Regions from separate parts of the Homo sapiens genome. Here regions 1 and 3 are each linked to region 2. The links are chromatin contacts, found by Hi-C or POLR2A ChIA-PET in ENCODE. All regions are on one chromosome and are shown on one strand. Each heading gives the region's core, a stretch centred on a gene start or an enhancer-like site at or near the end of the contact. The rest is flanking DNA. Distances are from core to core; before and after follow the strand shown. Region 1 overlaps LOC124903006 (a long non-coding RNA gene). Region 2 overlaps LOC105369958 (a long non-coding RNA gene). Region 3 has its middle 160 kb from the start of C12orf75.

What was found. A loop is a pair of places that touch in the nucleus more often than their neighbours do. ChIA-PET counts read pairs that join two places held with the same protein, here RNA polymerase II (POLR2A). Pooled maps may share reads with other maps.
Region 1: a map of ascending aorta shows a loop between it and region 2 (3-fold over the local background). The contact joins two enhancer-like sites. A Hi-C loop is called at or near these places in 2 of 168 maps with a recorded cell type or tissue (ascending aorta and transverse colon) and 5 of 50 pooled maps. POLR2A ChIA-PET finds 5 or more read pairs at or near these places in 3 of 52 experiments (A549, H1 and RWPE1).
Region 3: a map of gastrocnemius medialis shows a loop between it and region 2 (1.9-fold over the local background). The contact joins two enhancer-like sites. A Hi-C loop is called at or near these places in 1 of 168 maps with a recorded cell type or tissue (gastrocnemius medialis). POLR2A ChIA-PET finds 5 or more read pairs at or near these places in 5 of 52 experiments (AG04450, Caco-2, IMR-90 and 2 more).

What each region holds. Positions count from the first base shown.
Region 1 is chr12:105,560,806-105,563,505 of GRCh38, reverse strand. It overlaps LOC124903006 (a long non-coding RNA gene), which reads right to left. Exons shown (of 2, transcript XR_007063439.1): 1 at 1,747-2,700. Among named protein-coding and RNA genes, the nearest start is that of CASC18, 140 kb to the left of the region's middle. RefSeq lists an enhancer at 1,028-1,807. Within about 2 kb of position 1,450, at least 15 of the 41 ENCODE cell types and tissues checked have a DNase peak (open chromatin) inside an H3K27ac peak, as active enhancers do; they include ascending aorta, where a contact is called at or near this core.
Region 2 is chr12:105,521,938-105,524,637 of GRCh38, reverse strand. The region is part of intron 3 of LOC105369958 (a long non-coding RNA gene); the gene reads right to left. Among named protein-coding and RNA genes, the nearest start is that of CASC18, 180 kb to the left of the region's middle. Within about 2 kb of position 1,302, at least 4 of the 41 ENCODE cell types and tissues checked have a DNase peak (open chromatin) inside an H3K27ac peak, as active enhancers do; they include ascending aorta, where a contact is called at or near this core.
Region 3 is chr12:105,484,417-105,487,116 of GRCh38, reverse strand. No RefSeq gene overlaps it. Among named protein-coding and RNA genes, the nearest start is that of C12orf75, 160 kb to the right of the region's middle. Within about 2 kb of position 1,281, at least 6 of the 41 ENCODE cell types and tissues checked have a DNase peak (open chromatin) inside an H3K27ac peak, as active enhancers do.

The DNA of each region.
Region 1 (2,700 bases), core at 201-2,700, 39 kb before region 2:
CAGGAGGCTGAGGTGAGCGGATCGCTTGAGCCCAGGAGGTTGAGGCTGCAGTGAACCAAGAATGCACCACTGCATTCCAGCGTGGGCAACAGAGCAAGACCCTGTCCTCAAATAAAAAATAAATAATACATAATTTAAAAAAAGAAAGACAGAGGAGAGGTGACTCAAACTGAGATGTTATGTGTTTTCCTTGAGATTGGGGAAGAAACCGTGGTTTAAAAGTCTCTGATAGTGGAGACCTACGGCACCAGATAGTGGATAATGAAGCTTGGGCCTAGGGATAACACAAGGTCACAAGCTGTGGGAGCCTCTTCCCAGACCCCCTGGCCCAGGGTTGGGATAGAGGAAGATGAGGAGCCCCTTCAAAATGGTACTTTGCAGGCAATGAGCAATTATTTCTTCATAGTGGACCCAAGGCCAGGAAGGTGCCTTTAGATCTTGCTGAATTACCTAATTCCCAGGGCTTCCTTATGCCCCCAAAAAAGAAAGAAAGAACCCCTCACTGCCCCCCCTGCCCCATCAAAAAAGACATAACTAAGAATGGGTTGCCTGCCAGCCCTGGCAGGTGGAGAACGAAGCCAGATTTATTTGCTTTAGAAAAATAAAGAAAACGTGACGCTGCTCACACCCAAGTGTCTCAGAGCAAATCCGCACAGGTTCCAGCTGGTGCTGGGAATTTCATGCACCCAACCTCCCTCAAAAGAACACAGGGCTTCGTGGGCCTCTGCCCCATTAAAGAACGACTCTTTCCCCACTAAAACCATCACTTCTGGCTCGGCATTGATGAAGGCACAACGCAGCTGGCGAAAGTACAATAATTAACTCGAGCGCTCCTGAAAGACGATCACAATAATTTATATTTCTCCACCGCCCTCCATCCCCCTACGAGCTTTCCAGATTTTATGGCCATGACTCACCTCCGCTACCGCTGTGGGGCAGCTCCAAGGGAGCGGGCTCACTCACACCACACCGCAGTTTAGGCAGAATATTAAAAAAAAAAAAAAAAAAAACCAGCTAATTACAAGTGAAATGCTCCCTGTCACAAGCAGGCCAGCTGACTTCATGCCTGGGCGGCAGAACGCAGAACTGCGATAAAACTCCCAAGTTGGTCCTTATATTTTTTAAAAGTCAGATTGCTCAGCCATGATCTCACAGCCCTGCACCCCAGCCAGTGGCCCTGAGCCAGTCTTTGAAATATGACCTCAGACAAGGCTGGTGACGGAGTGGCCCTTTCTGGCAGGGTTCATCTTAAGTCAGTTTTCCTATAAGGCCTCGTCCTTCTTGGGCTGCCTGAGAAGGCCCGTGTGCCCCCTCCATACTCCCCAGCACCAAATACTTGCTTGACCCAATGGCGAGGCCACCTACAGTCTGATGGCAGTGCCACACTTTCTCCCGGCAATCCACCCTTCTCTCTACTCCTGCACATTTCTGTCTGTACTAGACACTTGGCTCTTATCCACACTCACTCCTGTAGTGTGATTCAACTCCATTCAATCAGCAAATGTCTACTTGCAGGCATGATAGCATCGTGGCTGAGAACACAGCATTTGAATTAAGAAATAATATGGCTTTGTATTCCACATCTCTCCATTACTAGCTGCATGAACGTGGGCAAGTAATTTAATCTGAGCCTCATTTTCTCATTTGTAAAGAGAAGGAAAATGACATGTACCCCACGTGGCTCTTGATGTAGGAATCAATGCATGACACAATGGTGAAGGCCACAAATTGTAGATTACACCCTACCAGCAACAATGACGGTCTTCTGGGTGGAGTGGACATTCATGCAGGAATCCTTTACATTTCAAAGCAGTGCTCTGGTTCAGTGATCCAGATGACTAATGTTTTCTGATGCTTCCAGGCTTTAGGGTCCTGAAATTCCTTTGGAAGACATTCTGGGGACTCTTTCGTATCTGTACATGACCAAAATGTTCCATGAAGATAATGTAAGAAAGAAGAGAGAGTCCTAGCATCAGCTCATACTCTCAAATTATATCATTTTCCTTTGGGAGTTAATAGAGAGGGCACTGCAATCCAGCTTCCCAGATTCTCCCAGTTCAGCCTTACTTGATGTATAAGAACTCAGGAGTCTGCCTGGTATGGAAGACTGACCAAGCACTAGATTTGCAGCCAGGAACTCTGGATTTAAGTCCCAGCTCTGCCACTTTCTAACTGTGCGATCTTCAGGAAGTCATTCACCCTCTGTGAGTCCCATTTTCTTTCTCTGTATACAAAGTCTCTCATCCATGCTCACTGTGAGGATCATATATAAAAATGGGAGAAAGAGCACGTTATGTAATACTAAGTAGGAGAAACAAACTGTCTGGTAGCACGTACTCCCCTGCAAAGAAATCACCACCTGCCTCAGTATCTCTATTTAAATCAACAATTGCTGTGCTAGGCATCGAACCAGAGGAACTAAAAGGAAGGATTTTAGCATTCTTCCCCAAGAATCTCTCAGACAGGATGAGAAATCTATCCCAGATGCCATCTGGGTTCCCCCAAGCCACTCTGCAAAAGAAATGGCATTGAACTCATCAGAAACTACACTCGTCACCTTTCATGGGAACCAAGGCATCTCCACAGTCCCTGCAGGCAGCTGACAGGTGGGCTCTTCATGTTTCTTTGGCCCACCCACTCCTAGGTCACCTGGGATGCCACCGACCCATGAGTCAATGTTTTCTCTGGTTCTACAGAAAT
Region 2 (2,700 bases), core at 53-2,552:
ATCTCATGTATGTCTCTAAACTCCCAGCTGCTATCACTGGTCATTCCTGGATCATCTTTTACCTGGGCCACCATGGAGGCCCCTTAATGACTTTCCACATAGGAATTTTTTTTTCTAAAGTAAAACTCATGCACCTGTTTCCTGCTTAAAATTATTTACATGTAGAATGCCTGGCATACTGTGAGTGCTCAATAAATATACACTAAATGAGCAAGTGGCTAAACGATTGGACAGAGGAGTCTTCAGTTCCTCCAGGACAAAGTTCCAGCTCTTAGGTCTGTCCCACGAGGCTCTTTACCATCAGGTCCTGCTCGCCTTTCCAGTCATCTCATCTCCTATCCCCTCAGTGTATCCTGTGCTGCAGCTCCACTAAGCCCATTGCACCTGCCGGCCCACAGACCATCGCCCATGCTGCTTCTCTGCTTGAAGTGCCCTTTTTCCATCGCCTTCCCTACATAACACCCAACTATTCCCTCCTCTTTGATTGCTGGCCCTGCCACATTCCAGTGGAGCTTATCCATAGTTCTGATCTCCTGCTTTACAAACCCCGTTATTATAATTCCTTGTCATATGCCTGTCGCTCCCATAGACAGTTCAACAGAGAGACTTAAGGGCTAAGATTCAGCCCCTTTATTTGGCTTCACAATCTCGATGTCTAACTCGACCTTGGCATACAGTTGGTGCTCAACACAGGCGTGAAGGCAGAAGCCTGCTGGCCAGAGTTCAAATCCTGGCTCGGCCACTTGATAGCTGTGAAGCCTTAGGCAGATTCTTTCTCCAACACTCAGTTTCCTGTAAAACAGGAGCAATGCTGCTCACTTCACAGTGCTACTGTGAAGACTAAGTGAGATCCCTGATGTAAAGAGCCTGGCACACAAAAAGCACTCAATCAACAGAATCTAAAAGCACGTGGGAGTGTTCACTCTCAGGGTCTAGACAACTGTTCACCTGTGTCCACCCAGTTCAAATGGAAGTCTGGGTGTGATGAGAACCCCAGTATCTGCACATAGCAGATACTTAATATGTATTTGCGAATGAATGGGTGATGTTCCCTGTCCTCCCTGTCCTTTGTCTCACTCTCCTCTCTGCCCTTAGCACCATATTCTCCATATCCAGCCCCATCTCTGTGGGTAATTTGAAATTAAAATCCCAAAGTTATTTTTCATAAGCGAGAACAATCACTCTTGAGTCTGCTGGCACAGCATCCTGACAGGGGGCTGGCAATGGCCGGTTCACAGTGAGCCCTGCCAGGGGACTGCGCACATGCTTCTAAGAATAACTCAGTGTCCAAGAATTCCGCCTGTTCTATCGCAAGCTGGGGCCGGCCGGCAGCTGGTTTGCATTAGCGTGGAGGGCGATGGCATTCCACTTTACTACAGTGAGGCTGCTGCCCCTCCCTCCCTCCCTCCCTCCCTCTGTTCCCACTTGGGGCTGTCATTGAGCAGGCAGAATCTTCATTTCGCAGCCTTGAAAGCACCAGGAAAGGGTCTGGTTAGAGGTAAACTGAAGAGCAGATGATGTTTGCCTTCTGGGTCCTTTGTCTCACATCTGGGTCATCACACTTCTATTTGGGCATTGTCCTAAGTCCCCAGTGATCTAAGTAATCCAAGGCCACAGGAATATCCCATCTAAACCTGCCTTTACAAAAGCAGTCTGTGCCTGCAATTAGTCCTGACCATTCATCCATTCATTCATTTCTACACAGAATTATTGACAACTAAACCTAAAGGGGGTTTAGGAAATCACTCAAGGAGGCAATTTGATCTATAGTGGTATTATTCCTCTAGGGAAATTTGGAAATGTCTGAGAGTATTTACTTTGGGGGTGTCAAGAAGAGAAAGAGCACTCCTGGCATTTACTGGGCAAAAACTAAGGATACAAAATATCCTGTCATGCACAGAACATTCCCACATGATAAAAAAAATTGTCCAGGAGAAGTATGTCAATAGTATCTCCCTTGAGAAGCGCAACTGGAGTGGAATGTGTCATCCTGTGTCCACCCATTCCTTTCTTACTCCATACCATATTGGGTATGAGCACTGGCTTCCTCATTCCTGGCTTCTACATATCTTATCATCAAATATTTGAAATAGATTTGTTTTGTGGTAAAGTGAGAAAAAAAGACCACGGCCATGGAGTCAAAAAGACCAGGGCAAATATTACGTTTCTGCAAATCTAGCTATGGAAACTTGACAGAGTTAATGCTTCTTGGAAGCCCACACTCCTCACCTGTACAATAGTACTCATGATATCTGTGTTACATGATGGTTATGAACATGGGCGCCATATTGCACAACTCCTGAAATTGAGTAACATGGTCCAGCAGTAAGAATTAAATAAGAACTTGCATAGCATGCTGGATGCATAGTGGGCATTAAGTATACTGTAGATGTTACATGTAAAGTGCCTTGTACTCTGCCTGGCATGCAACAGAGGCTCTATAAATTTCAATCCCATCCCCTTCTCCATTCTATCTCCTCCCTCCTCCCAAGATGTCATGTAACTCACTAAAGGTCCTCTATAATTCATTGATTAAGGGCTATATGGTTGGTTCCACGCTGGATTGTTGTGAGGGGACAGAAAGGGTACTTATGAAAAAGCCATGGTCCCTACTGTCATAGAACTTAAAAATTGAGGGTTCTAATAAGACCTATATGTATACATGTGTTTGTACAGATGAGTGTAAGATGGATACAAAAA
Region 3 (2,700 bases), core at 32-2,531, 38 kb after region 2:
TGCCACCCTCACCATCACCATCACCACTGTATTGTTTACTACCATCTTGACTACAATCCTGTTACTGACATCTTGATTACCATTGTATGGCCACCATCACCACTATCAGCAGCAATGCCATCTTCACTACCATCCTCATGGTAAACCATCACCACTGTCACCACCATCATGGCCACCACTATCACCAATCTAAATGTCTCTGTCATCATTATGACATCATGCTGGAATCATTACTACCACAACCATCACCACCATCTCATAGTCCCCATCATTACTACCATCCTTACAAGCAAACCATTACCAGCATGACCAACATCCTCATCATCACCATCATTATTACTTCCATCGTGGTACACTTGGGCTATCACTACCACAACCACCATCAACTAGAGCTAGGTGTCCCTCCACTGTGCTCCCAAAGCCTGTTGCATGCATTGTTCACACTGCTTCATAAAACCTGTGTACATGTTGTCTCTCTCATTGAGTGGTGACCTCTTCAAGAGCAGGGACAAGAACTCATTTTATTACATAGTTCCTACACCAAACACAACACCTGGCACATAGAAAGTACCAAATCAGTATCAGTTGAGTAAAGGAATGAATGAATAAATGAAAGCTACTATAAATAATAATAACTAACAATCACGTAAGGCCTTCACGTAAAGCTCACAATAATCCTATGAAGTGGGTAGTACCACCCTTGTTTTTTTTTCAGACAGGGTCTCACTCTGTCACCCAGGCTGAAGTATAGTGGCTCAATCATAGTTCATAGCAGTCTCAAACTCCCAGGCTCAAGCAATCCTCCTGACTCAGACCCCTAAGTAGCTGGGACCACAGGTGCACACCATCACACACCCAGCTGATTTTAAAAAAATTTTTTATAGAGACGGGGTCTCATTATGTTGCCCAGGCTGGTCTCTAACTTCTGTGCTCAAGCAATCCACCCACCTCAGGATCCCAAAGTGCTGAGATTACAGACGTGAGTCACCCTCCCGGCCTACCCCTATTTAAGGATGAGGAATTTGAAGGTCAGTGACTTGCCCAAGGTCACATAATTAGTAAATGGCTAAGCCAGAACATGAGCCCATTTCATCTGGCTCCAGGGCCATTGTCACTACCTGCTGTATTATAGTTTGCCCCAGCTTTTCCTTATATTTCTAGCTGCAAGGTATAATCATGGAGGGAAAGCATTCATCTCATGGGAACCTCAAAATCCTTGGAATGTGGATTACCTAGAGCCTACTTGTCAGCTTAGCTACCGTGAGTTGGGCTGTGCCTCTGAATATGACTCCCTTGAAAAATATCCCCAATTCTCAGGGAACATTTTCAACTCTGGGTTGAAAGTTGATAGTTTGTGCTTGTTTCTAATGAGCTTCCTGTCTTAGAAGGGGAAAACAAAGGCTATCTAATAAACACAGCTGATTAGCAAGCCTTGAAATATCCCAAACTCCTAAGAGAGGAAAGCCAATTGTGTGTGAGGGTGTGCAAACTCACGCGGGGCAGTATAATTGAAGGAAGCTCTCAAGGAGTTGGTGTATTTCAGAGGAATGTATCATCCGCTGCCACAAAGCTGGGCTCCCTGACCCTGGCCTTGGTTTAGCTCCTGGAAACGCACTGCAACAGGACGGCATGTAACTATCAGTGGTGACACATTCAAAACATCCTCTGCACATTCCAGCACTGCTGGGGGTGGGGAGTGTCTACAAGAAACACCTGATTTATTAAGAAATCCCTACTCCTTTAAGCCAAGATATGCTAGCGAGGCTCCACAATGACTTGGCAGCACCACAACGACCTTGCACACTCACCCAGCTTTGCTTTCTGAGCGGGACTCCCAGAAGAACATGTTCCATGGTGCCCTCCTTGCTCAGAGACTCTACTTCGGCTCAGCTACAGTATGCAAGCCACAGCCAGCAGCATCGTGCTTACTTATTTGCTATTGGGTTAATTGGGTATCATGCATGGTACTATTTTTCTGCATTGTCTTAGCTGATATGACAACCCAATCAACCAGGTTGCCTTTGGATCGTTATTTTATAGACAAGGTAACCAAGTGTATTAGTCTGTTTTCACACTGCTGATAAAGACGTACCCCAGACTGGGAAGAAAAACAGGTTTAATGGACTTACAGGTCCACATGGCTGGGGAGGCCTCACAATCATGACAGAAGGCAAGGAGGAGCAAGTCACGTCTTATGTGGATGGCAGCAGGCAAAGAGAGAGAGCCAAGTGAAAGGGGTTTCTGCTTATAAAACCATCAGATTTCATGAGACTTATTCACTACCATGAGAACAGTATGGGAGAAATCGTCCCCATGATTCAATTATCTCCCACTGGGTCGCTCCACAACACAAGGGAATTATGGGAATTATAATTCAAGATGAGATTTGGGTGGGGACACAGCCAAACCATATCACCAAGGATAGAGAACTAAAGACTCCACCAGGGAGTTGTAGGTCGTCAGTGCTGCAGCCCAAATTTCAACCCAGGCCTTCGGACTCCAGAGACTGTGGTTGCAACCACTGTGCTGCACTGCCTCCCCAAAGACTTAATTAGAGGGCCCTTCAAGGGAAAGCTCCAAGTACATGTGAAAAGGGAACTCTTGCAGGCCTCCATTCTTCTGAACATGCACACGTTAAATGGAAGTGCAAACTTTCCAAGTAACTTCTACGCATTTCGTTTAAGGTTGGTGTGTGTGTGG